Regions from separate parts of the Homo sapiens genome. Here regions 1, 2, 4 and 5 are each linked to region 3. Evidence: read pairs that join two places in POLR2A ChIA-PET (ENCODE). Cell type or tissue: CD4-positive, alpha-beta T cell. All regions are shown on one strand. Region 1 has its middle 6.6 kb from the start of NCK2. Region 2 overlaps LOC105373530 (a long non-coding RNA gene). Region 3 overlaps NCK2 (NCK adaptor protein 2). Region 4 overlaps UXS1 (UDP-glucuronate decarboxylase 1). Region 5 overlaps LOC105373530 (a long non-coding RNA gene).

Evidence for each region. Peaks named below come from ENCODE experiments on the same cell type or tissue, not always from the same donor. Only the 100,000 strongest peaks of a DNase experiment are listed, where the experiment ranks them.
Region 1: POLR2A ChIA-PET joins it to region 3 with 10 read pairs; 10 of 35 experiments call an interaction of 5 or more read pairs at or near these places.
Region 2: POLR2A ChIA-PET joins it to region 3 with 14 read pairs; 7 of 35 experiments call an interaction of 5 or more read pairs at or near these places.
Region 4: POLR2A ChIA-PET joins it to region 3 with 13 read pairs; 2 of 35 experiments call an interaction of 5 or more read pairs at or near these places.
Region 5: POLR2A ChIA-PET joins it to region 3 with 25 read pairs; 7 of 35 experiments call an interaction of 5 or more read pairs at or near these places.

The regions. Positions count from the first base shown.
Region 1 is chr2:105,735,838-105,740,837 of GRCh38, forward strand. No RefSeq gene overlaps it. Among named protein-coding and RNA genes, the nearest start is that of NCK2, 6.6 kb to the right of the region's middle. In CD4-positive, alpha-beta T cell, no CTCF peak of the experiment used is centred here; DNase peaks (open chromatin) are centred at 2,634, 3,074 and 3,814; H3K4me3 peaks cover 1,449 bases; H3K27ac peaks cover 2,981 bases.
Region 2 is chr2:105,932,024-105,937,023 of GRCh38, forward strand. All of the region lies in intron 1 of LOC105373530 (a long non-coding RNA gene), which reads right to left. Among named protein-coding and RNA genes, the nearest start is that of ECRG4, 130 kb to the right of the region's middle. In CD4-positive, alpha-beta T cell, no CTCF peak of the experiment used is centred here; DNase peaks (open chromatin) are centred at 2,698 and 3,258; H3K4me3 peaks cover 1,241 bases; H3K27ac peaks cover 3,438 bases.
Region 3 is chr2:105,796,430-105,801,429 of GRCh38, forward strand. All of the region lies in intron 1 of NCK2 (NCK adaptor protein 2), which reads left to right. Among named protein-coding and RNA genes, the nearest start is that of NCK2, 54 kb to the left of the region's middle. RefSeq lists silencers at 4,132-4,221, 4,242-4,301 and an enhancer at 4,492-4,661. In CD4-positive, alpha-beta T cell, no CTCF peak of the experiment used is centred here; DNase peaks (open chromatin) are centred at 972, 1,282, 2,352, 4,142 and 2 weaker places; H3K4me3 peaks cover 2,500 bases; H3K27ac peaks cover 5,000 bases.
Region 4 is chr2:106,158,009-106,163,008 of GRCh38, forward strand. UXS1 (UDP-glucuronate decarboxylase 1) reads right to left here. Exons shown (of 15, transcript NM_001253875.2): 5 at 50-110. Among named protein-coding and RNA genes, the nearest start is that of UXS1, 34 kb to the right of the region's middle. RefSeq lists enhancers at 3,170-3,229, 3,240-3,329. In CD4-positive, alpha-beta T cell, no CTCF peak of the experiment used is centred here; DNase peaks (open chromatin) are centred at 2,003, 2,373, 2,703, 3,073 and 2 weaker places; H3K4me3 peaks cover 3,436 bases; H3K27ac peaks cover 4,628 bases.
Region 5 is chr2:105,925,343-105,930,342 of GRCh38, forward strand. It overlaps LOC105373530 (a long non-coding RNA gene), which reads right to left. Exons shown (of 3, transcript XR_923142.3): 2 at 4,836-5,000; 3 at 2,746-3,642. Among named protein-coding and RNA genes, the nearest start is that of ECRG4, 140 kb to the right of the region's middle. In CD4-positive, alpha-beta T cell, no CTCF peak of the experiment used is centred here; DNase peaks (open chromatin) are centred at 1,529, 2,149 and 4,369; H3K27ac peaks cover 2,931 bases.

The sequences.
Region 1 (5,000 bases), 61 kb before region 3:
TCCAGAAAGCACTCACAGGAGGATTGACGTGTCCTCATTCTCTTGTATACAGCAGGCTTATTTCCTCCTCAAATTCTCTCTTCCAGTGGTTCCAGAGGCCAGAAGCTCTCCCTTTCCTTCTCATCTTCTCAGTGGCATCCTGGTTCTGCCCATGCCCTCCATAAAGGATTTAAAGTCTGTCCATGAATAATGCTCCAGAATCATGACCCCTCAAAGATGCCCCTGCCCACAACCCCGGAGCCTGTGAATGTTCCCTTCCATGGCAATGGGACTTTGTAGAGGCTACAAACTTTGAGATGGAGAGACAGCCCTGGATTGTCCAGATGCCATCACAAGTCCTAAAGGGAGGGTGACTTTCCGGGCTGCAGTGAGAGAGACTCAGAAATGGAAGCAGGATCAGAAAAGACGCATCGCTGCTAGCTTTGAAGGTGGAGGAAAAGGCCGTCGCAGAAGGAGTGTGTGTGACCTCCAGAGGCTGGAAAAGGCAAGGAAATGAATGGTCCCCTAGAGCATCCCAAAGGTAACACAGCCCCACTGCCACCTTGATTTTAGCCCAGAGAGACCTGGGTTGAATTTCTGACTCACAGAACTGAAGGATCATAACTGTGATGTTTAAGGCCCCAACTTTGTGGTGGCTTGCTACGACAGTCATAGGAAACAATACCCCATCCAGTGTGGCTCTGAGTGCTGGCCTTCAGGAGGGGTCACTTCTCCAGAGTCCCTGCAGGTAAAGGTGTCAGTCCTCTCTAACACCTCCCTATGCCCTGAGGCCCCTGGCCCAATGCAGACATGGGAAGTGTCTGATAAAACTAGAGTAAAATGGGTGAAATCAGTAACTGTTAAGAATTCTCAACATGAAAGTGATTTAATAGGATATTAAAATAAGTGCAATTTATTGATCATGGTTGCACTTCTCAGATACTTTGTAAATCAATATTAGATATTTGTAGGAGACATCATGAGAAAGAAATCACAGCCATTTGTTTGCTTTGTGACCTTAGACAGGTTTTTTAAAGCTTTTCAACCTCAGTTTCCTTATCTATAAAATGGGGACCTTCATGCCTCCCTCACTGGGGTTGTCAGGATTAGATAGTGTGCTTGGCCAGTGGTAAGAATGCAACAGATGATAGCTATTAACAACTATTGTGTTAATAATAAAAACTTACAATGATATGTAGCTAAACCCATTTGCATTTTAAAAATGTTATTTGTAAATAGTATATTTTTATCCCACGCCTTTCCTTCAAGAATCATCATTAACTGCCAACTTTGTATGAGGTGTCAGTGAGATACTCTGGGGAAGTCAAAGAAATAATTTTGGTGGTTCATGCCTATAATATAATCCTAGCACTTTGGGAGGCCGAGGCGGGCAGATCACTTGAGGTCAGGAGTTTGAGACCACCCTGGCCAACATGGTGAAACCCCATCTCTACCAAAAATACAAAAATTAGCCGGGCATGGTGGCATGTGCCTGTAGTCCCAGCTACTCAGGAGGCTGAGGCAGGAGAATCACTTGAACCCAGGAGGTGGAGTTTGCAGTGAGCCGAGATCATGCCATTGCACTCCAACCTGGGCAACAGAGTGAAACTCCATCTCCAAGAAAAAAATAATAATAATAATAATTTTGTCCTGAATCAGTTTATGATCTTAAAATATCATATGGACATAAATTACTAGAAAACAAGGCATTTTTGGCTATACGCCCCGGCAGAGTTTCGGAGAATGAGAGGAACTCCAAGGAAAGAGAGCTTATAGCATCATGGATGGGAGGGAAGGCAATGCAGACCACAGACAGGAAGCTACACGGGATTATTCCTCAATGCAGCCTACTCTCCGCTGGATTTGCATTGAATTCACAGGAGAAAGCCATCCAGTGCACTGCAGAGTGAAAAAGAGATTATGTTACAGTGTCTCTAAAACATATCTTCCTATTAACCTATTTGTTCTTTAGTGAAGACTGTGATTTTAAAAAAAGCAACATCCCACTTACCAGTACTCTAGTTGAGAATTGCTTTATATTTTAGAAGTCTTCCCTTTCATTTTTTTTTTAATTTTATTTTTGAGATGAAGTCTCACTTTGTCGCCCAGGATGGAATGCAGTGGCAGGACCTCGGCTCACTGCAACCTCCGCCACCTCCTGGATTCAAGTGATTCTCCTGCCTCAGCCTCCCGAGTGGCTGGGATGACAGGCACGTGCCACCATGCCTGGCTAAGTTTTGTATTTTTAGTAAAGATGGGGTTTCACCATGTTGGCCAGGCTGGTCTTGAACCCCTGACCTCAAGTGATCCACCCACCTCGGCCTCCCAAAGTGTTGAGATTACAGGCATGAGCCACCGCTCCTGCTAGAAGTCTTCCCTTTTAAAACATGCAAGTAAGCACTGAATGACTAGGCTGTAAGTAACTGGAGCCCTCACTCAATGGCAATCTCCTGCTCAGCACTTTACTTTCAGAAAAAGGTAGCAAATGCAGGAAAACAAGCAAATTTTATTAACTTTTTAAAAAGTAATTTGAGCATGGCTCTGACTTAGTACAGATTCTTCCACTCAATCTTCTACACACTTAACACTATAAAATGAGGATGCATGTTCAGAATGATGACTCAGAGACATTATGAGGCACCCCACATCAAAAAGGGACTCATTTCATTTACTGTACTGTGCTTTCCAAGGTGAGATATCTGCCTACAATATACGTACATATATTTTTAATTTCAATTTATGTTCCAGCTGAAGGGAATTTCTGGTTGATCTTTAACCAACACGAAAATTTAATTTAGCAAAACAACTCCTTCCTGAGGCATTCTGATTAATTGAGGGTTATTGTAGCTAACATAAATGTCTCATCCATGATGTTCACCTAAGGTGGATTTCAAAATGGCAATTTGCGTAAAATTTTAGCTTTTCTAAAGGTACAGAGCTCTCTTAAAATTGTTCCTATCTGAAACTAACTCTACCCTGCTGCTAACAATCAAAAACAATGTAAAATTGTGATCATTTTTATTTTTCGGCTCAAGCACCTGTTAAATTTTAAAGTTATGATGTGTAACGTTGATCACCACAGGAAGTGTTTGACAAAACACATACTGAAAAACAGGTCGGTGTTTAAGTGCACTTCCGTTCCTTTTTTTTTTGATACCCTAACTTACATTCAACTTTATAGTGTTACTTCATCTGTTTTTCCTTTATTTACACAATTAGATAAAGCATAGTTACTTCCTGAAGTCCAGATCACAATTCTTAGAGAGAGGCAGGAGAATCGTATTGATCATCCATAGAGGACAGCCCACTTTTTTGGGGGGTGTTTATGAACTTTAACTCTTTGTAGTGGTGGTTTGTAAAAAGTTAATCCTGCCAGTCACTGAGAGATGGGTTTCATGTGTTTCTAAGCTGCCCCTTCTTGGGTCTGAAGAGGTAGTGAAAAGGTACTTTGTAGTTTGGGTATGAAATCACCGTGCCGTCTTAAGACTCGTCTCTTCCCCATGTTTTCATGTAGGTGAAATGAAATGCAAAAATCTATACGTCCACCGGTATCTGTTTTGAGATTCTCATAGCGAGTTCCTAATGGCCTCTTTTTAAGTCTCTTCACTAATGCTCTCTGTCCTCTTTGACACACTCGTAAGTGTGGAATTTCCATCCATCGTGAAAGATTTGCAAAGTGTCTGTTCTGTACTGGGTAGGCCGGAGAATGGTCGGGGCTGTACAGGAAAACCAGGCTTGGCTCCTGCCCTCAGGGCGTTCATATCAACGCTGAGATGAATGATACAATTAAAGAGCAATAGGCTCATTACTCCAGCAGGGTATTTATAGTAGTAATAGCAACTTTTCTAGCACAGAGGCACGTGAGGGCAGGAACTGTGGCTTGCTCATTTGTGTACCTCCTGCAGTGCCCTCTCCATGTAGTAAGTTGGCAATAACTATTCATTACATTTAACAAATGTACAAAAACAAAACCGTTCATCCCTCACAAGCCAGTCCTCCCCACTTTTCTGTTTCTGATCTCGGCACCGTTGTCTTTGCAGTTTCCCACATCCAAAGCCTCAGGTTATATTTGTGCCCCATTCTCTTTCTCTTTGGTCCCCCACATCCAAGCAGCTGCCAATTCATTTTGAGCCTCCCCTTCCATTTCTCCTAAAACACTTTCCCATCTACTCATTCCACCCCAGTTGGGGTTATGAACTCTCTTGGAAATGCGAACTTTTGTCTGCTCTTCCTGTCTCCAGCTGTCCTTCCGTGCATGCACCAAATGAGTGTTCCTGGGCTGAGCCCAGATGATGTCCACACTTAACTGCTTTCCTTCTTGGCCTCGCGATCCGCTCTGTGCAGCCTCTGCTCCATTTAGGCAAGTGGGCCATTCTCTGTCCCTACAGGGTCCTCCCACGTCCCCCTGTCTGCCTCAGAGTTCTGAACTCCTGCCGCTGGGAATTTTCTCCCTGTCTATCTCCACCTTTCAAAATCCTACCATTTGCATTATTCAGGGGTTTGGGTTCCAAAAAGAGGAAGTGCCTCTGGGTACCTTAAGCAGAATAGGAGAATTTACTAGAAGAATATCAAGTAGCTCACAGGGGAACTGGAGAGCAGAAGGGGTGAGAATGGAGCTGGCTAATTCCTGTGGGAGGGATGTGCTGGGACTATTTCAGCCATGGCAAATTGAATCTCACCCTCTCTTGTCCTTTTCACCCTCTCCAGTTTCACAGTCTTGAGTGGGAGGGTTCCATTGGCCAATCCCAGGCTGTTCACTCTCACAGGGCTTCTGGGAATGGAGGGACCAAGGTGCCTACTCTGCCTCCCTCCAGGGTTCAGACAGGCTTCTCTAAAACCAGGAAGGGGCTAGAGAGGGGGGCAGCCAAATTAAAGGCAGCTTCCCACCATGTAATCTCTCAAGGTCATTGCCAATGCCACCACCTTTCATAAAGCCTAAAGCTTCTCCTGATTCTCTAGACATATTTTCTTTGGTACTGTTCATATTTAGTTTTATATTATAGTTATTTGTATGCTGGTTT
Region 2 (5,000 bases), 140 kb after region 3:
TGGCCCCACGCCCCACTTCATTGTTTAGACTTCTTCCCAAAGGAAAAAACCCCCTCTGTCCCATGAGTATGTGGCAAAAAAAGTGGACCTTGGTTTTTCTCCTTCTGAAAGAGGAAAAAGGAAAAGGCCACATGGCCAACCTGGCCAGCATCTGGTTCTGCCCACCTCCTTCCCATTGCCCATTGGGCTTGAGTTGGGCTCCGGGTGGTGGCAGATGTCCCCCCCAGTGGTGGCTGCTGTCCTCATGGACCTAGGCAACCTACTGATGTCACCAAAGGAAGTATGTGTTTTTTCTTTTGAGACGGAGTCTCGCTCTGTCGCCCAGGCTGGAGTGCAGTGGTGCCATCTCAGCTCACTGCAAGCTCCACCTCCCAGGTTTATGCCATTCTCCTGCCTCAGCCTCCTGAGTAGCTGGGATTACAGGTGCCCACCACCACGCCCGGCTAATTTTTTTCTATTTTTAGTAGAGACAGGGTTTCACCGTGTTAGCCAGGATGGTCTCAATCTCCTGACCTTGTGATCCGACCGCCTCAGCCTCCCAAAGTGCTGGGATTAGAGGCGTGAGCCACCACGCCTGGCCAGGAAGTGTGTGCTTTAAAAAGCTTCTGTTCTCTGAAGTTCCATGGGAATGACACTGAAAAGCAAAGCCAAGTTCACCAACCCTTAAAAAAAATAACAAAGCTGCAAGAACAAGATTATGTGTTTTGGAGGCCTGATCCTGCTCACACGCAGGGCAGTCAGTACAAGACAGCTCCAGAAGACCCATTTCACTGGGGCCAGGGTCACGTGGGTGCAAAAGCTGCAGAAGAACAAGGAAGGATTGGCCACACACAATGACCTGCTCAAAGGGAAATAAGGAAGACTTGAGGCATTAGCCTTGGCAGGACTCAGCGTGAGTGGATCCAGTGCACTGAATTCTGTGCTTCCAGTGGTGCCCTATTCTCTCTTTGGAGACAGAGGTCAGCACAATGAGCAGAAAGGACAGACAGATTTACTTGGTGGCAACAAAACAACCATTCTTCTTCCCTGGACTTGGAGACATTCTGAGAAGATTAGGAAATATTCCTGAGAAGGAATGCCAATGGGAGTGATTGGACTTCATTTGTTCCTTACTCTAGAAGACTGCACTAATTGAAAGACCGCCTTGTGCCAAGTGATGTGCTTGGTACTCAGGATACAATAGCTGGAGCACCCAGACTCCAGAACCTCCCTTGTAAAGCTTACTCTCTGCAATGGAGGTGGCCGGCAATCATGTCTGCCCCTCCAGTCTGGGAATTCTAAAGGGAGAAGCTCTTGATCCTCCAGCAACACAGCTTTGGGCAAGACAGTTAACACTCTAAGAAGCTGGTAGAACAACTCAAGGCTTTCTTATTCCAACAGGTCAAAGAGGCAGAAGCACAAAGAGATGACAGTTTCAAGTTGTGGAAAAGTGCTGGTAACTCCAGGTTGGGTGCAGACCCTGAGACCAGTAAGGGGCCAGAAAAGAGAAAAGGGGCAGCGTCTTTGCCTCTGGGTGGCCACAGCTTTCGTGTCTTCAATAAGCGATATGACCAGTTGGATGTGCTCCTAGATCCCTTTCGGTTTTACAACTCTAGATGAACTCACGAATGATAGATCCATAATCAGGAGTTAAGGGGAAAGTAGGGACCCCTGGATAAATTTCAGAAATTTTCAGCTCATCCAACAAAGTCATTAATGTCCCCGCACAGAAATCATCATCAGGCTACTGGGTCTCACCTCCTGGGGCCCCCACTTCTGGAGCTGGTCTTTTCCATTAAGAAAACCAAAGGTGTCAGGGTCAGAAGGTGGTATTGCAAGATCTAAGAACTCCACTAGGTGCTGTTTGTGAAGCAGCATCATTGTCTGGGGTAAATACCAGGGGTTTGTTGTCTCACGCCAAGAAGATTAAGGATACGAACACATGTGGGTGGGTTAAGGAGCAGAACATTTAATAGGCAGAAGAAAGGAGAGAGAGAGAGCAGCTCTCTCTTGTGAGAAAGAGGTATCTGAAAGGGAAAAGCCAGCCCACAGTGGACTGCAGGCTTGAGGAGGCGGTGTCTGATTTACATAAGGCCCCCAGATTGGTTTGACCAGGTGTGACGTTTACCTGGGGAGGGAAGGCTGGTTGCCCCACCCTAATCTTATTATGTAAGTGGAACTGCCACTTGGACAGTGCCATCTTGTCTGCTCCTTACTATACACATGGCTGGAAAAGAGAAGAGAAGGTAGAGCCACCATTTTGATCATGCCTAGGCACAGGTAGCCTTTTTCTATTGGCCCAACTGCCAGCATTCACCCATGCAAGCTTCTAGCTTGCTTGTCTATGTCTGCAGCTCGATTTTACAGGCTGCTATTTGTTAGAAAATAAAATGATTTGGGGGCTGCTTTTCACTAAAAGGAAAACCTTACTGAGGACTTCTGTACCCTCACTATCTGCTTAAGTACTTTCTTATTAACTCCTATATCACTTGGGCACTCTGGAAGTTTCACAGCTGAACTAAATGAATCTAGGGCTGTCGCCTTGCCTGTTGCCTGCCACACAGAGCACGGAAACATTGGCACTAAGGAAAGGCTCCCAAGGGCATGTCTGCTAGGGATCCTTAGCAGAGAAATTGCAGCTGAGCTCTGGACCTCCTGACGCCCAGGCCTGTGACTTGCCAAGCTGGGTAAAATTGCTGCTTGCAGTGAGATCAAAGGAGAATCTGCAACCTTATGACTGAAAAGTCAACCTCAGGGTTAACCCGTTGAAGGCGTGCTTTCAGCAAGGGGACGATTTTCTCGGCCAACTTTAGATAAATGAAATCAGCCTAGAGGGAAACAAATCTTTCTGCCAAACTCCATTTGAAATAACAAAGAAGTCTTTTAAGACTATGAGAAAAGACAGAATACCTTTAAAACATTTTAAATATAATACAGCTGGATAAGAAATGTTAAAAGCTAGAAAGGCTGCTCAAAAACAATAGGACAATTAGAAAGTTGTTTAAGTAATTAGCATGCCAACCATGATGTTTTAAAATGCCCCTGGATCTCTTAGTTATCTGAATAAACTTAGAACCTAGCCTGAGTCCGATTTTCTTCCTGAGATCAATACACAGCATCTTTCTAACCTAAAAGCAAATCACTTTACAAGTGCTCAGGAAATGACTGCTAAATGGGTTAAGTGTAACTCTTAGTTACACATCTGTTCCTCTGAGCTTAGAGTTCCTTGTACTTGAAAAAACAAAAAATTCTCCCTCCCTGACCAACCTATCATATAGCTAAGCTCTTAATATAATTTGCATTCGTCAAGCCTGTCAAAATAACTTCTAAAGCTTCCCCTGTCTGCCCTGAGGACTCCATCTGTAGTGCGACTGCCAGTTTCTGGTCTCCTGAAGTGGGTTTCATACCTTTTCCCACCTCACTACATGCCCAGTGAGATCCCAGAGAGTCAAGGTAGAGAAACCCAACCCTGTTATCCTTGCCACCTCAAATCTTTAGTTGACTGGGGAAAGGAGTGTGTGTCTACTTGCAAAGTAAATCCCTGTGACCCCAGGCAGACGACAGGATTTTATTTTTCTTGCTGATTAGAAAGCTGGATATTCAGAGTTGAGGGGCTCTATTACAGGATACCTTTCTTGGGAAGTTCAGCTACCAAAGAATGGAAAGGGAGGTTTCATTCTGAATATTCACTTCCAGATGTAATCATGCACATGCTCCTTGTAAGTGTTCTGTTCGGACGCTCCACTCAGCACACACACTCACACATATGTCACAAACACACTCCTACCCACCACACATACACACACAAACTCCTACCCACTACACACACACATCCACACACACACACCCCTACCCAACACACATCCACATAAACACAGCCCTACCCAACACATAAACATCCACACACTCACACCCCTACCCAACACACAAACATCCATAAACACACACCCCTACCCAACACACATCCACATAAGCACAGCCCTACCCAACACAAACATCCACACACATATACCGCTACCCAACACACATCCACATAAACACAGCCCTACCCAACACACAAACACCCATACACACACATCCCTACCCAACACATAGCCACATAAACACAGCCCTACCCAACACACAAACATCCACACACTCACACCCCTACCTAACACACATACATCCATACATACTCCTACCCAACACACAAACACCCATACACACATGTCCCTACCCAACACACACCCACATAAACACAGCCCTACCCACCACACACACATCCATACACACACACCCCTACCCAACACACGGCCACATAAACACAGCCCTACCCAACACACAAACATCCACACACACACCGCCACCCAAAACACATACATCCGTACACACACACCCCTACCCAACACACATCCACATAAGCACAGCCTTACCTACCACACACACATCCACACACTCACACACCTACCCAACACACACTCACATCTACACAGAGCCCTACCTAACACACACACATCCACATATACACCTACCCAACATGCATACATCTACACAGAGCCCTACTCAACACACACATCCATACACTCACACCCCTACCCAGCATGCACACATTCATACGCTCACACACCTGCCCAACACACACACATATCCACATAAATCCAGCTCTACCCAACAAACATCCATACACACACCCCTACCCAACACACACACACACTCACACACAAACACTCCTACTCACCACACACACATACACCCACACCCCTACCCAACACACACACACCCACACCCCTACCCAACACAAACACACATCCATACACACACCCCTACCCAACACAAACACACATCCATACACACACCCCTACCCAACACACACACACCGCTACCCAGCACACATACACTCACACCCCTACCAACACACATACATCCATACACTCAGACACCTACTGCACACACCCCTACCCAACACACATACACATATACACACACCTCTACTCAACACATACACACTAACTCATAAACACATTTTTACACACTTGCACAGA
Region 3 (5,000 bases):
TTGCTGTTTTAAGGGTCATGTATGTAAATATGGATGAATGGGGGCATTGGAGCAGGGAGCACATGGGGTATTATTGGCACCGGTTGCAGAGAGGGCCTGGGGACATGAGTGTGTGGCACAGAACGCAGGTGTTCAGATCGGCAGCGTCTGGACTGAGCCTGGGAGCTGGAAGGCTGGAGATGGTGCTTTTCTTCCTTTTGCATTTGGCAAGGAAGAGTATCCCGTAGTTTAGTGTTATTCCAGAAGCTCTCGGCATCATGTTTATTCCCTTTCTTTTTTTTCCCTTGTACTTTCTCATACCTCTATCAGATAAATTAAATGAATTGGAAAAATAACTAAGCATTTCTCTTTGACGCAGGTAAATGCAGTATACATTTGATTCCATGGAAAGGAAATATATATAATTAGAACACTTATAGACATTAGTGGTGACAGTTCACAGGTTAGTCTGCCCTCTCAGGAGTTGTCTTGATAAAATAAATTTTATTAAGCATGTTACTTGTAAGTGTCAGCACTTATCTGTGGTTGGTTCAGTACCCCTAGCTGGGGTGAGTGTTTGCTGTGATGATGGTTACAAGCATAGTCTTGCAGAAATGGATTTAGTCATCACAGTCCCTTTTTTATTTTAACTTTATGTCTCTAAGACATAAAAATTTATTATCCTTTTTAGGCCTTTGACTCACAGTTTGTACCACCATCTTTTCTTTCAGCATCTCCCCCACCCACAAGAAAAAAGTTGACATTGATTTCTAATCCTTTCTGTCTGGCCAAATTCAGGATCTTAGAAAGGACACCCCTATTTCAGCTCCTATACTAGTGTTTTAAGGGGAACCTTTAAAATGGGATTCTGAAGCCTTGGCTGATTTTTCTTTTCTGCACAGGAAATAACCAATTTGTGCTATTTCTGGGTGGTGTGTGTTGAACTCACAGTTCTAGGACCGGAAGAGACTGCCAGCCATGCGGTTCCATATTGTGCAATGCAAGGGCAGAAATGGTATCCAGGTCTTTCTAAGGGGGAAAAAACCAGTATGGCCAAGCAGCAGGCTGCCAGGCTGTGCGGGCTAGCAGAAGGGAGGTTCTTAAATTCTCTGCACCCATGTGAGGGAGGCTGCTCTCTTGACAGCGTCTTAGGGTCAGGATGGCTGGAATGGAGCGTGGAGCCTGGTCTGGTTGGAGTCCCTGTGTGGCCTTTTGGAGATGAGTATGGTAACAGTGAGGCAGGAAGTGGCTGGATTTGCAGCGACTGTGTGGAGCCTCCCTGTTTAGGCTTAGTGAGCTGATGCAAAGTCTTTCGTAACCATGATCAGTTAAAACAAAACACCTGATGTTGTGGCCTCCTGTCAGCTTTTGTCCTCCTGTAGAAACAAGATGCTTCTAGAAAACCAGTTTGTAAATTTGGCACAGAAAAAAAACCCTTTCAGCAATTTGGTGTGGACTCTGCTTGTTAATTTATGGCTTCGCAACTTTTTTTAAGCTACCGGCACTAACAGCAGATCTTTAAGTGTTTAATCGTCCCAAGTCAGGTTTGACTGTGGGCTGACTAGCTATAGTGATCTAATTTGGTTCATTTCCTAGGAGAAGAAAATTATAACCACATTTTTATTAATTTATGGTTTTGATCCATCTATTTTAGACTCAATATTAAATCATCCCCTACTTCCAGAAGATGTGTTTTTGAACATAAGTATCTTTAGGATTTAATATTCTATGAAAGGAGTAGGAGCTAATGTTCGCTTGTTGTAATGTTTGTTTTCTTCTGATATGATGATTTTGTTGAAAAAATGTATTTGAAAGAGTAACGTGTAGGTAAGAAATAAGTTAGCCAAAACCATACTTCAAGGGAAGCCTCCCTCCTATCCTGGGAGCCCGGATAGCCTCACTGTGGCCTCTTGTTTGTACATCCAGAATATTCTTGAAACTGGGTTAGCTGAGTCATTTTTTTTTCTTCTTTCAGTGTTCTCCTTTTTTCTTTTTATAAAATGAAGAGATCTGTCCACAAGTCTAGCTTTTAACAATGAGAAAAAGCACTGAATTGTACACTTTAAACAGTGAACCAGTTTGGGGTCTGGTTTAGAGAGAAGAAATAAGGGTTAAAATTGTTTTCATCTTCCATATCTGATTCATATAATCAGATATGAATAGTGAAGTTCCCCAAAGATACATGTAAGCTTGGAGTAAAGACAAAATGTATGCATTACTTTGATGGGGGAAGCCTGTGGTGAACCCACTGAGGTTGCTGGTGATTAAGTTTATGTGGACGGTGAATCTCAACAGAATGAAAATAAACTGTGGGTGTCTATTTTGAAGCAGATGAACCAGGCAGCAAAGCAGTAGCTGTGGTTCTTCATAGATAAATACATTTAGGGAAATTAATACAAAATGTTCTTACCTTATTTTTCTGAGTTGTTCACCGAGCTTCCTCAGATGTTAACATCTTAACCACAGCACAGTTTTGAAAATCAGGAAGTTATACCAGGTTGTTGTCATCACACTTTCTGATCTCCAGTGGTCTGAAAGGTGAGAGGTGATATCTTAGTATCATTTTAGTGAAGTTCAGATGTCCCTTTTCATCAGTTTGAAGGCCTTATATTTTCTTACCTGGTTTTCCTTGGCCCACGGTTTTCTTGGTGTGTTGGTCTTTTCTTGTGTCAAGTTTATTTAAGAAGCTCTCGCTGTGTCCTGTCTGTCCTTCGTGTCCTAAGTTGCAAATGTTTTCTCCTAGCTTTTTATTTGTCTTTGGAATCTATCTGTGGTATATTTTATCATGTAAGAAAATTTTTTATGTTTATGTAGTTGAATTCATCCCTCTTTTATGGTTTCTGGAATTTGAGTCCTAGGTTTAAAAAAAAAAAGTTCTTCCTTCAGGGTTATAAAGGGTGTTTTCCATATGTCCTTCTATACTTTTACTTTTTCATTGTAAATCTTGGATACCTTTGGAATTTATCCTGTTGTGGGCGTGAGATGTGGCTCCAGCTTTCTTTCAGATGGCCAACCAGAGTACCCCATGGCCATTTATTGAGAAGGCTGTCTCTTCCCTGGGGACTTGACTTGAGATAGTGCCTTTATCATACACTGAATTCCCAGAGGCCTCTGGGTCTGTTTCCCATGTTCCTGCTTCCTAGTGTTTCGTTAGTCTGTCTATCTGCCACACCAAACACGAGCTGATGAGTTATTTGAAAACTTCCTATTTTAAAGCAGAAAAACAAAACGGAATACCACTATATGAAAGCCTATAAAAAGCTAATTACCATGTTTACATAAATGGTACAATAGCAGCCCAGAGGTCACTGGGTTGTTTTGGCATGGAGGGATGCTTCCCTCTACCTCAAGCCTAAAAGTGGTTAAGATAGATCCATTTCAAGAAGCCATTGGTCCTTACCTGGCCTTCCCCTCCGCCATCTTGCCACTATGTTCTTGGCTATGGAGACAGGATCAGGGAATTTGATTGAAAATCATTAATGACATAACTTTTTTTTTTAACAGTGAGAGAAACACTCAAACACTACATTTTGCAAAGTTTGTAAGAATCCCTCCCAAGAGTTTCCTTTGGTCAGCGTAGCTTCTGGTAATAAGGAAATCTGTCATTTGGAAACACCATCTTTGTTCATGTGGTATCATTAGATGTGTCTTTGCACCAGCATTTGACAGAGACCATGACAGTTTTCCTCCTGAGCCCTTACTTTGTGAGAAGAGAGGGTCAGTGCAGCCATGTAGCCTGGCTGCACCGTATAGTCTGGCTCTCCCTGGTCTCCGGCACGGGGGCCACATGCCCAGGGTGAACACCAAGGAAGGGATCCTGAGTCCCCAGGCTCCGGTTCCAACTGCACACCTTGTTCTCTGTCCTCCCTGTGCACGCCACCTAATTCTCTGCTGTGAACGGGGTAATGAGGTGTTGTCTTGTTGTAAAGATTGATTGAGATAGTGCATAAAGAGGGCCTAGTCTGGTCTGTGGTACCCAGGATAGGGTTGGTAAATGATTGCCATTAGCATTCATCTGTTTCCTTTCCTCTTTAGAGCATGAAATTCTGAGGTGCACAGTTCCTGAGCTTTAAACTTGAGTGCTGGAGGCCAAGGAAAATAGAATACAATTCAGGATTACGTAAGAGTGGCATATGTGTGTGTGATTAGCCCATAGAAGGCGGAAACCCAGCTGACATGGGGTTAGTCTCAAAGTTCTACTAAGGCCTAAGAACAAGAAACATTCATCCTGTTTTTGGTCTGTTTGAGATAAATGGACCGAGAGAGTGGGTTTGGTGCTTGGTTTCTGATGGGACCAGTTGCAGGAGCACAGTTGATCAACTGTCATGAACGTCTGTGTTTTGTTTTGTTTGTTAAAAAGAAGAATCTTGAAAGTAGAGGCTTCAGAACAAATGTCGTGAAGAAGGAATTGAAGCTCAACATGGGAAAAAGTGAGTGGGAGAGCACCTTGCTGCTTTTCAATCCAAGCTCGAGGTTCCATGGGATTACATGCCTGTCCAGGTGGTTGGCAGAAGCCCCTTTAGTATTCTTTGAGGGGTCTTGAAGGAGAGGAGAAGTGTCAGAAGATTGGAGACAGGCAAATGTTCTAATTTTCTAAACGCAGAAAAAAGCAGAAGCAGGGAAGAGATACTTAAACAGGTTACTGAATGGAGGTGAAAGCTGGGCGTGCTGAGCCCGTCAGCATTTGTTCTCTTTGATGCAGTGTGGCTTGATGTCTGCAGGGTGTCTGGTGAGGTTGGACCCTCTTAGGTGAGTGTCCCATAAATCTGTGGTGTTAATATGCCTCCTTACCCTGGGACCTCCCCTCCAACCCTGCTCACTGGCTAGAGGCCTGCCGGGCTGTCATCTCCTTGGGGACAGGACTGTGATCATTTGCCCCCTTGTTGGACGTCATTGTAGGGATCCCCCAGCCCCAGCCCTTACGTCTGTTGACCAGCTCACTCGGCTTGCCTCCCCCCTTCCCCATGTCATCGTGTGCACCAGCACGTGGTTGAGGGATGTGCTTTTTTCTTTTTTTTTTT
Region 4 (5,000 bases), 360 kb after region 3:
AAAGAAAGTTTCTTAATATTACAAATACTATTCAGGTGTGCAAACTTACCAAAATTCTTTTCCGATCCTTTTCTGATAAAAACTTTACTGGTGGGTATTTCTGGGTAAAGCTGTATAATATAAAGAGATTCAAAAGGAAAAAGTCAAACATCTCATTTGAATATTTTCTCTGTCTACCATCAAAGCATGTGCCAGGTTTTGGGACTGTTATTGTTTGCTCTTCTCTCCACTCTTGAATGAGTGCTGGAGAAACCAAGGAGTCACTAGTTAACTTGAGGTCAAGAGCTATATAACCTGCTCCTTGTTTAGAATCAAGCTAAAGACGTGACTTGAGATTCTATCTCTGAGAAGCAAAAGCGCAAGGAGCTACCGGCTTCCAGCAGCTGCTAAAGCAGGGCAGGCACTACCTCTATTAGTCCAGATAAAACCACACCATGAGGGAGATGGCCGTGAAACTGCCTTTGCAGAATTGTAATAATGAGAGAAATCTAATATGACTGGCTCCATCTAACCTCACAGGCTCAATTTTTGTTTTTATTGTTTTTGCTTATTTTAGTGCAGAGGCCAATATAACTAGGAGAGGAATTTATAGTTAAACGATGAGGCAAGGAAAACTGACCCCCCTCCTTGTTTCGAGATTGAAGCCACATTCCTAAGCCGAGGTTAGAGTTATGGTAGGGTCTGAACTTTGCTAAAGAATAAGCATAAACAATGACCTGCCAACTGCTTAGCTTAGCTGGCTTTTCTATATGTTGCTTCCTGCCCCAGGGTCACTCAAACAGAGGTCGCAAGATTTGTAACTTCTCCAACAACTTCTACAGATAACATCACTATTGTGAATCCTAAGGAAACGGTATTTGAGGTATCTTTCAGATTTAGCATTTTGGCAGACAGACTAAGAGATGTCACCCGGTCCTCAGACTTGGCTTCCATGAATTGATTCAGCTGCCTGAAGACAGTTTAGACACCCCCATGATTTCACACCCAGCCAATCGTTTCAGCTCCCCAGGCCCCCACCCACCAAACTACCCTTAAAAACTCAAGCCGCCGAGTTCTCAGGGAGGCAGATTTGAGAAACCTCGCCCATTCTCACACGTGGCTGGCCCTGTGATTAAACTCTCTCTTCGCTGTAACACCTGTTGTTCTCAGTGCCTTGGTTTTCTCAGGGCAGTCGGCAAGAAGAGCCCACCGGGCTATAATCATGGCATTCTCTGGGTACTGTATCAGGGTCCAGGTGGAAGAAAGCAGCTTCGTGAAGTCACAGGCCCAACGCATGAGGACCGCTCCACAAGAGCGAGAAGAGATATTAATGAAACTTTGTCTCCTGCTCCAGGAATTTTCACAATCACGGCATCCTCTTCCTGACCAGCGTCCCTGGTAAAACGACTGAGCATCAGCATCTTCTGTCTCTGTGGATCTGCTCTGACCCTAAGTCTCACTTATCTTTTGATACCCTCTTGCTGCCCTAAGGTGCCACTGGTCCCCAGCCCACACTGATGTCCCAGGAGCAGGGCAGTGTGATCTGAATATAAAACGTCCAGTGAGAGGTAATAAACACAGAACTGAAATATTCATTTTAAAAGTTATTCAGTTAGGAACAAAAGTGCTTTAAATAAAATCTGAGACATCAGCTTTATGGTCATTATACTAATTGGAAAGGTGTTGTGCCAGGTGGCACCGTCTCCATCCCTGCCCTGTCCCCAGCACAGACACAGCACTAGGATACAGAATGCACTTCCTTAATGGTCGCTGAACTGAAGGGAATATGAAGGGTCATTAGACAGAAGCCCCTGAAGCAGGGGTTTCTCATCTCCAGAAAGCCCTGAGCGTGCTTAAATTGGAGTGAAAGGGCTTTCTATTACAATGCAGACGAATTCCCCCATTAAGAACTTCCAGGGTCTCAAAAGCTCAAGTTCCCCTTGCAGACTACAAAATCAGATGGGAGAGTCTGAGGGCAAGGGTGGGAACCCTGGGGCTCCCCCTTGTGAGCTCACCGACCGTCTTTAGTACTTGCCGCCCATAGGAAGTGCCTCAGGAAAGTCATCCATGCAGCTGGGGAGCAGGAGCAAGTTCTGCCTTCAGTCAGGAGCGATGCTGTTAGACTGGCGGGAGCGGCACAGATGTCTTGTTTGCCAAGTAACACTTCTTGTCATTCCGCCTCTTCTTCCCTCACCAACTCAGCTAGGGGACGGCACTGTAAATCTCAGAGTTATTTGTGTGCACCTCTCACACCGCTCCAATTGTCCTCATTTCTCTGAGCTCACGATATCCATGTCTTCAGCCTCAGTCCCCAAGTGGCACACCCAGTGCCGTGGCACAGCTGAGACTCTTTCCTTCCCACGACTGCTCATAAGCACCGTGGCTCCTCCGAACTGTCTGTCGTGAAAACGCTGGAGCCGTCTCTGACTCATGACTTCCCCTCACTCACCTTCAGGGCTCCTTCTCTACCGTGTATATGATTTTAGAGTCAAGACCGCTCGGGAATGGGAATATAGCTACATATGGGAAAACGCGGTGCAGGGAGAAAACCAATTCAGTGAGGAGCGGAGGCGCAGGACTGTGGAGTGTGCATCCGGGGCCATGGAAACAAATGTTAATCCAAGCTGTCAGCTTAGAATAGTCCCTATCTGAAAGCTTAAAATGAAATGTGGTGTGCTACTTATACCAAGAGGAAACGGCCAAACCGTTTTATTACAGGAAATGTACTTCAAAGAAATTGAACTGAAGCAAAGGCATGGTTGCCCGACATACGCAGTGACGGGCATAAGATGGACTAAAAAATACTTCAAATGCAGCGTGCTGAAACCTTTAATTTAAAAAACGAAAAATAGGTTGAGTTTCTTGCTTTGTTCTTCTTCAATATGTAGCAGCCAAGTTTTAGATTTCATATGTATACGCTCAAGTAATTAAACTTTTAAAAAACTATCTTATACTCCTCACTTCTTCGAGAAGCCACACATACAAAGCTGAAAAACAGGAAGGGGAGAGTGCCTGTGGGGTCCTCCTCAGTATGCATGTCATCCTGTTTTCCTCCTTGCAGTAATGGGTGACAGAGCACAGTGACTGATAGAGTGCAGTGACCATGTGGGTGCCGTTGGCTGGGCCACATGCTGAGCCAGCTGCCTGGGTGCTCCCAAGCACCTGCTGGACTGACTCAGGGCTGGGCAGGAGCACAAGGCCTTTTTTTTTTTTCCTTTTTTGAGACAAGGTCTTACACTCTGTCACCCCAGATGGAGTGTAGCGGCATAATCACAGCTCACTGCAGCCTTGTATTTCTTGTAGAGATGAGGTTTCATTATGTTGCCCAGGCTGGGCTCGAACTCCTGGGCTCAAGCCATCAGCCTGCCGAGGCTTCCCAAAGTGCTGGTATTACACCGTGCCTGGCCCACAAGGCTTCTTAAAGACCTGTAGCAGGTGAAAATCCTACCCAGTGTACTGGCTCATCCACTTATTCAGGAACTTTCCATTAAGCTCCGTTCTACACTAGGCACTGGGGGTTAAGCAGCAAAATGCAGCAGAGGCATGAGGCCTGCATTCCTAAGCGAGAGAGAAACCAGCAAGCAGAGGCAGAATGAGGTAACAAATCTTTCCTTACAACCCCAAATTAGTCCTTTACTAATCATTAATATTTTATGCCATTCCAGATTAAACTTACTGTTTAGCCAGTAAGCAGTATTCTTACTTAGAATTTAAATTATCATTTGCCATCTATTCAAAGAACATTTAAAGATACAGAGTTAAAATTAAACAAATGGCATATAATCAAAGTATTAAGCAATGGGAGTGTGGTAAAAGAGAAAAAGCCCACATACAATCCATTTACTCAGGATTCTAGAATGACACTGTCTTCTTTCTTTCCCTGTACAAATATAACCTGTAACTTCCAAAAATATCTTTAGTTCTTGGGGGCCACTTTGCTCAAAGTGACAAGCACGTCAAGTAAACCTATTTCCAGTTACATTCTTATCTTGTCAGTGTCAAGATGGTTGTTTGATCATCTTTATCACACACTGAGTCAGGAAAAGTAAGCTAGACGGAGTTCCATCAATTTCCACCGTCACGCTTTTTTAGCCAGGCCTACGCTTGACCTTCTGACACAGTAATGCAGGCACGCGGATCACCTGACTTGCTGACCAACCTGAAGGACGGAACCATTCCAGAATGAGTCACCTGCAAGCAGCCCGAGAGGCAAATGTTTGCCCTTTGCCACTATTTTCAAGGCGGTTTCACAGGTTGACAAGAATAAATTATTAGTAAATTCTTAGGATTGAATTCTTATTTGTGCTTCTCCATCCAGTTTAAAAGCACACACTCAAAGATATCACAAAAGTATCAAAGAGATTGCATAATTCTCACATGTTGAGAGCTCTTGTTTGTAAGCTATTGCCTTAGGGAAGTTATCGAATTGAGACATTTTTCTTTTCATAAATAAATTCTATTGTCTAAAGAAAATAATCACTGGTGGACAAGTTTTTAGACCAATATAGAAAATGTGTGGTGGGTTATTTCTTATTGTTCCAATTTTTCTAAAAAGAAAAAAAAAGCTTCAATTAAGATCTCTCAATTCTGCTGTCTTATCAAAGGCAGATTTTCTGGCTCCCATCCAAGGAAATATTACAAGCTGCATAACTAAAGCACAGAATCATGGCAAAAAAAATTTAAAGCACAAGTAACAACCTTATATTACTAAGGAATCTGTTAAAAATTACTGACAACTTTTGTTCTGATAAGTGCTGAAATTAACAGTTTGCTTGACTGCTCAGTTGAGGATAAGAATCAAGTGAATGACACATTTTGTTTAATGACTCTTCTCCAGTCGTATTTCCCTTCGATCATTTAATGAAAATCAAAGGAAAACTGCTCTTCATTTTTTCATTTTTGTTCTGGACTTGATAAAAGGCTCATTCAATGCTGACACACATCGTCCAAACTCATCCCAATAAGGGGAAAAAATCACATCAACTTTAATAAATGCTGTCATTTTTCTTTCTAAAATTTCT
Region 5 (5,000 bases), 130 kb after region 3:
TAGATTAAACATTCCACATCAAACAGAGCAACATTTAACATCAAGAGAAAAGGGGATAGGAAAGCGGTTAATTAATCAGTCCAAGGACAGTGACATGGACAAGGAGAGGGTCCTGGGCAGATCTAGGTGCACAGCAGCGTCTTGTAAGGGAGAGCCCTCGATTTGGACAGAGCCCTCAGTGACAGATGCCAGATGCTGATCACGAGTGATAGCAGGATGGTATTTCATAAAACAGCGGTGTCCAGCTGGTGGACTCCTGCTGTTTTGTAGCCCTTGAGTCCTCTGGCGAGGACTGATTGATAATAAAGAGTGTGTCTGGCTATGCTCTGGCCATAGAGACAGTCAGGTGCTGTCTCTATTGATTAGGGGAACATCTGGTCCTGTTGTCATGATGCCTTTTGAAATGTAAGATGGAGTCTTTTTCTAAGATGGACTTACTTATGTCACAGGTGCTCTGTACACTTTACCAATAACATAAACAGTGCATTACCCATATTTTGTATGTTATATGTATTATGTACTATATTCTTACAATAAAGTAAGCTGGAGAATAGAAAATGTTATTAAGAAAATTATAAGAAAGTGAAAATATAGTTACTATTCCTTAAATAGAAGTGCATCATCACGAAGGTCTTCATCCTCATCATCTTCATGTTGAGTACACTGAGGGAAAGAGGAAGGAGGGATAGGTCTTGCTGTCTCAGGGGTGGCAGAGGTAAAAGAAAATCCATATATAAGTGGACCCATGCTATTCAAACTCGTGTAGTTCAAGGGTCAATGGTATTGTGGACTCCCTGTTTCATGTGAGAGGAGGCCAACTCAAACTAAAGCAAAATAAGAGAAATGGGAACATAACAAGGACATGGAGATACCTCATGGAGCCCTGAAACTAGAATGCGGCAAGGATGCAGGAGAAGCTGAAACCAGAGATGGAAATGGCCTTGGGACACCCTCTCCAATTCATGGCTTTATTTCCATCTTCTCATCCACTGATTCTTTACTCTCATGATAGATGGTTCTATCTTCACTGGCAGAACTTGTGAGCTCTTTGCAAGGTGGCCCAAGAGGCATCACGCCCCGCTCTCCAGCCACTCTTGGAGGCCCTTACAGGACCAGGCATCCTGAGAGCTGGACGCCTGAGAGATCTACGCCTGAGAGCTCCTGAGATTCTTTTTAAAAAATTGTACATATTTTATTTTATTTTTTTTAGAAACAGCATCTCACTCTGTTGCCCAGACTGGAGTGCAGTGGTGTGATCACAGCTCACTGTAGCCTTGAACTCCTGGACTCAAGCAATCCACCTGCCTCATCCTCTCAAGTACCTGGGACCACAGGCACATGCCACCATGCCCAACAAATTTTTTATTTGTAGAGATGGGTTCTTGCTGTGTTGCCCAGGCTGGTCTCAAACTCCAGGCCTAAAGTGGTCCCCCTACCTCAGCCTCCCAAAGTGCTGAGATTACAGGTGTGAGCCACCACACCCACACTGAGATTATTTTTACCACTTCCGCCACTAGGAGAAGAGCTGTTCTCAACCATCTTGATTTCCAGCCCACAGATTCGAGAGAAAATCTGATGGGCTGAGCTTAGGGAGTTACTTATTCGTAGCACAAACAACTGCGGCCATAAGAAGTGGTGTTTCAGTTTACAGAGCAGTAACTGTGTCAAAGGGTGGTAAAGAGAAAAGGCATTTCGCAGAAAATTAGGAACTGTGCAGAGTAAATATTCAATACAAAATAGTAATAGGATTGGAATTTGTCAGCAGGTAGCTGGTTCCCAGTGGGTTTCCAGCCAATAGAAATGGGCTCCCAGAGCCCTGGGTGATTGAGCAAACTACAGAAATTTAAAAATCAATATATGCAAGGGCCAAGTTGCTGCTTGGGAAACTGACAAATCTGAGGGCCAGATCATTCAGTGTCACTTCCAACACACTTCTGGTTTTTCCCAGACTGCAGAGGCTGAGCAGGTGAAAAATCTCATTCCTTAGAGTCATCAGAAACTAAAGTTCTAGACATCATCTAGGGCCCTCTTCCTGGTGCAAATGGGAGAGATTTAATTTGCAAGCAGTCAGGTGGCCAGAAAGGCAGGGCTGAGATGTCTGCTCACTTGTGTGGGGAGAGCAGAGGTGGGTGGTTCTGAAGCCAGCGGATGTGGGGGCTGTTTGCTGATTCTGCAGGCAGCTTCCTGGTTGGAAATGTGGCCAGGTTCTGCTAGATAGCTTTGAGAGTAGCTCTAGGGGCTCCCCCTAAGGTCTATTTATTCAGCTTTTCCAAGGATTTCATAAGCCATTTAGTAGCCTGTGATACATCCCTTTCTGCTTAAACTAGGTCAAGTATATTCTGTGAAAATGAACTGGATGAATTCAGGTGCAATGTAGGGAACATCTCTTAGAAAACTAAGGCAGGAGCCTTGGTGTCTGAACTGTGGCAGAGCCAGTGAGGCCTAACCATAGGGGTGATGGAACACTGACAGCAGTGTGTCTCCTTGCCTCAAGTCTGGCTGGATCCTAGGATCTAGGGCAAGGGCTGGCCTGAATACAGCAGCCCAATGGCCCCAACAATTGGACAATGAGGGAAGCGATGAGTAGGAAGTCATCAGGGCCTCCTATATGCTATGTGTGAACAGCAGATCTATATTATCAGGCCTGGCAGGAATCCAACCCCTCCACTTTGCAAAGAGGAAAGTAGATGATACATGACATATTTAGAATTATGGGGGCTCCCACATCTTAAACATTGCAAATAGCTCCTGGTATGTGTAGGGTGCTTCATAAATTGTGCATAAAATGGTGAGGCAAAGGAACCCAGGAAGGGTTTATTGACTTGAATATATTTTATTCATAACTGTAGACTCCCCATCACTCACTCTCCTTCAAGCACATATCCATTGAGCCATCATTGAACATGAGGATTACAGCGAGGCATCCCAGAAGCAGCAGTTACTATGATTGTAACCTGGGGAGAGCAGCAGCCGAGGAATCTTACAAAAGGGTTGTGGCCATTTTCCCATGAGTGAAACAAACATAAAAGCAGTCTCCCAAGGACCACATTTATCACTGATCGATGGAGTGCTTTGCCAATTTAGGCAGTAGGAGGTTGTTTAATTATAACAGAGCAGTGTTGCGGATTACATCAAACATTTGTTTTACATCTGAGAACCCTGGAAATGAAAATTAATAGATTGATGCAGGATCACCCTTGCTTGCCGGGGACCAATGATTCTGAGTAGGTCGGTGATTAGTCATTTTCCTTTGAGTTCATTTCTATGATGAAAAGTAAAAAAAAAAAAAAAAAAGGGATTTCAAGAAGGAAACTTTTGTATGGAAATCTGGCAAGTTTTCATAAGAACTCAATTGTTCTTTTGTTTTCTGACCTGTGATATGAGGTCGTGAGCCTGAACTGGGTCTCAGCTGCCATTCATAAGACACCAGCCCTGCTCAGGCAGGCAGACGTGAAGTCCTGCGGTGGCTGTGCCCTTGGGACTGGACGCCAAGAAGTTCCACAGTGTCCAATGGAGAGTGGGAAGGCAGGTCCTCTGAAGGGCAAGGGTATTGTCAGCGTCAGGAGAAGGAGGGAATTCCAAAGGAAAAGGGTGGATTCTGTAGGCAGCTGGCAGACATCGTCCACAACTAGTCGGGGCGGACTTTAGTTGTCATGAAGATTCAAACAAATGAAAAGGCATAATTAATTCAACCAAATGAGGCCAGAGCTTTTTATTTTTAAATTCTAAGCCCACTGATTTCCTTTACATGTGCAGACCCAGTAGAAGCAGACATTGCCACACAGTGAGGCTGCTCTGTGTAATAAATGATGGTTAAGTGAGGATGGAACCAAAAGGCTGAGCATAGAGGAAGAATATGCCCGAGATGTCAAGACCTACCTCCTATAGGTGAAATCTCTTTGTGTTTTTGTTTTTGTTTCGAAACAGGGTCTCCCTCTTTTGCCCAGGCTGGAGTGCAGTGGTGCCATCATGGCTCACTGCAGCCTCAATCTCCTGGACTCAAGTGATCTTCCTACCTCGGCTTCCCAAGTAGCTGGGACTATAGGCACATGTCACCATGCCCAGCTAGTTTTTAAAATTTTATGTAGAGAGAGGGTCTTGCTATATTGCCCAGTCTGGTCTCCAACTCCTGGGCTCAAGCGATCCTCCTGCCTTGGCCTCCCAAAATGCTGGGGTTACTGGTGTGAGCCACTGCTCCCGACCTGTTTTGTTTTCAAAAGGTGGGCCAGGTGTGGGAAGCTGGTGATAGAAGCTGGTTGCAGAAGCAGTAAGCCTCAGTGTGACCTGAATCGAGGATGTGGGAGGCATCTCAAAGGTGCAGAGATGAGCAGGATGTGGGGCTATAATGAAACATAACAGCAGCCAATGTTAGCAAGATGGAGTGGAGCAAATGAGTTTTCTGGCCCTCTTCCAGCCATGCCTCAGCCCCAGCTTCCTGGCAGCTTCCTGCAGCCTGGCCAAAGGCAGCCTTTCTTCCAGAACCCCCACCTTCTTGGAGGTTTGAAGCTTGGATATAAAACAATATAAATGATTATTGAATAAGGTCCTTCATCCAACACTTCACAAATCTTAGAGCTGTCTGTTGGAAATTGATTATATTTGTTCCCCAGAGTTAAATGAATTAGGCATTGATATAAGGCTCTCTCTCTTACTCTCAGTACATACATTATATATATATATATATATGTGTGTGTGTGTGTGTGTGTGTGTGTGTGTGTGTGTGTGTGTGTGTGTATTTTGAGATCTTCTATGATCATATAAATCAGAGGGCAATTAAGTTCTTCTGCAGTCTGGAGGGCAGAATATCAAAACTAGGCAGAGAAAAATAGTCTCACCTGGTTGAGTATCAGCAAATTCCTCTTTTATGGTTAAATCAAGGGCCATTTTGCCAAATGCCAGTGACCAAAATGCCAGAAACTAGAAGCTACTGAGACTTCTCTGGAGCTTCAGTAGTGTCTGCCTTGTAACTTGGACCATTTCTTCTAGAGAGGGAGAGGACC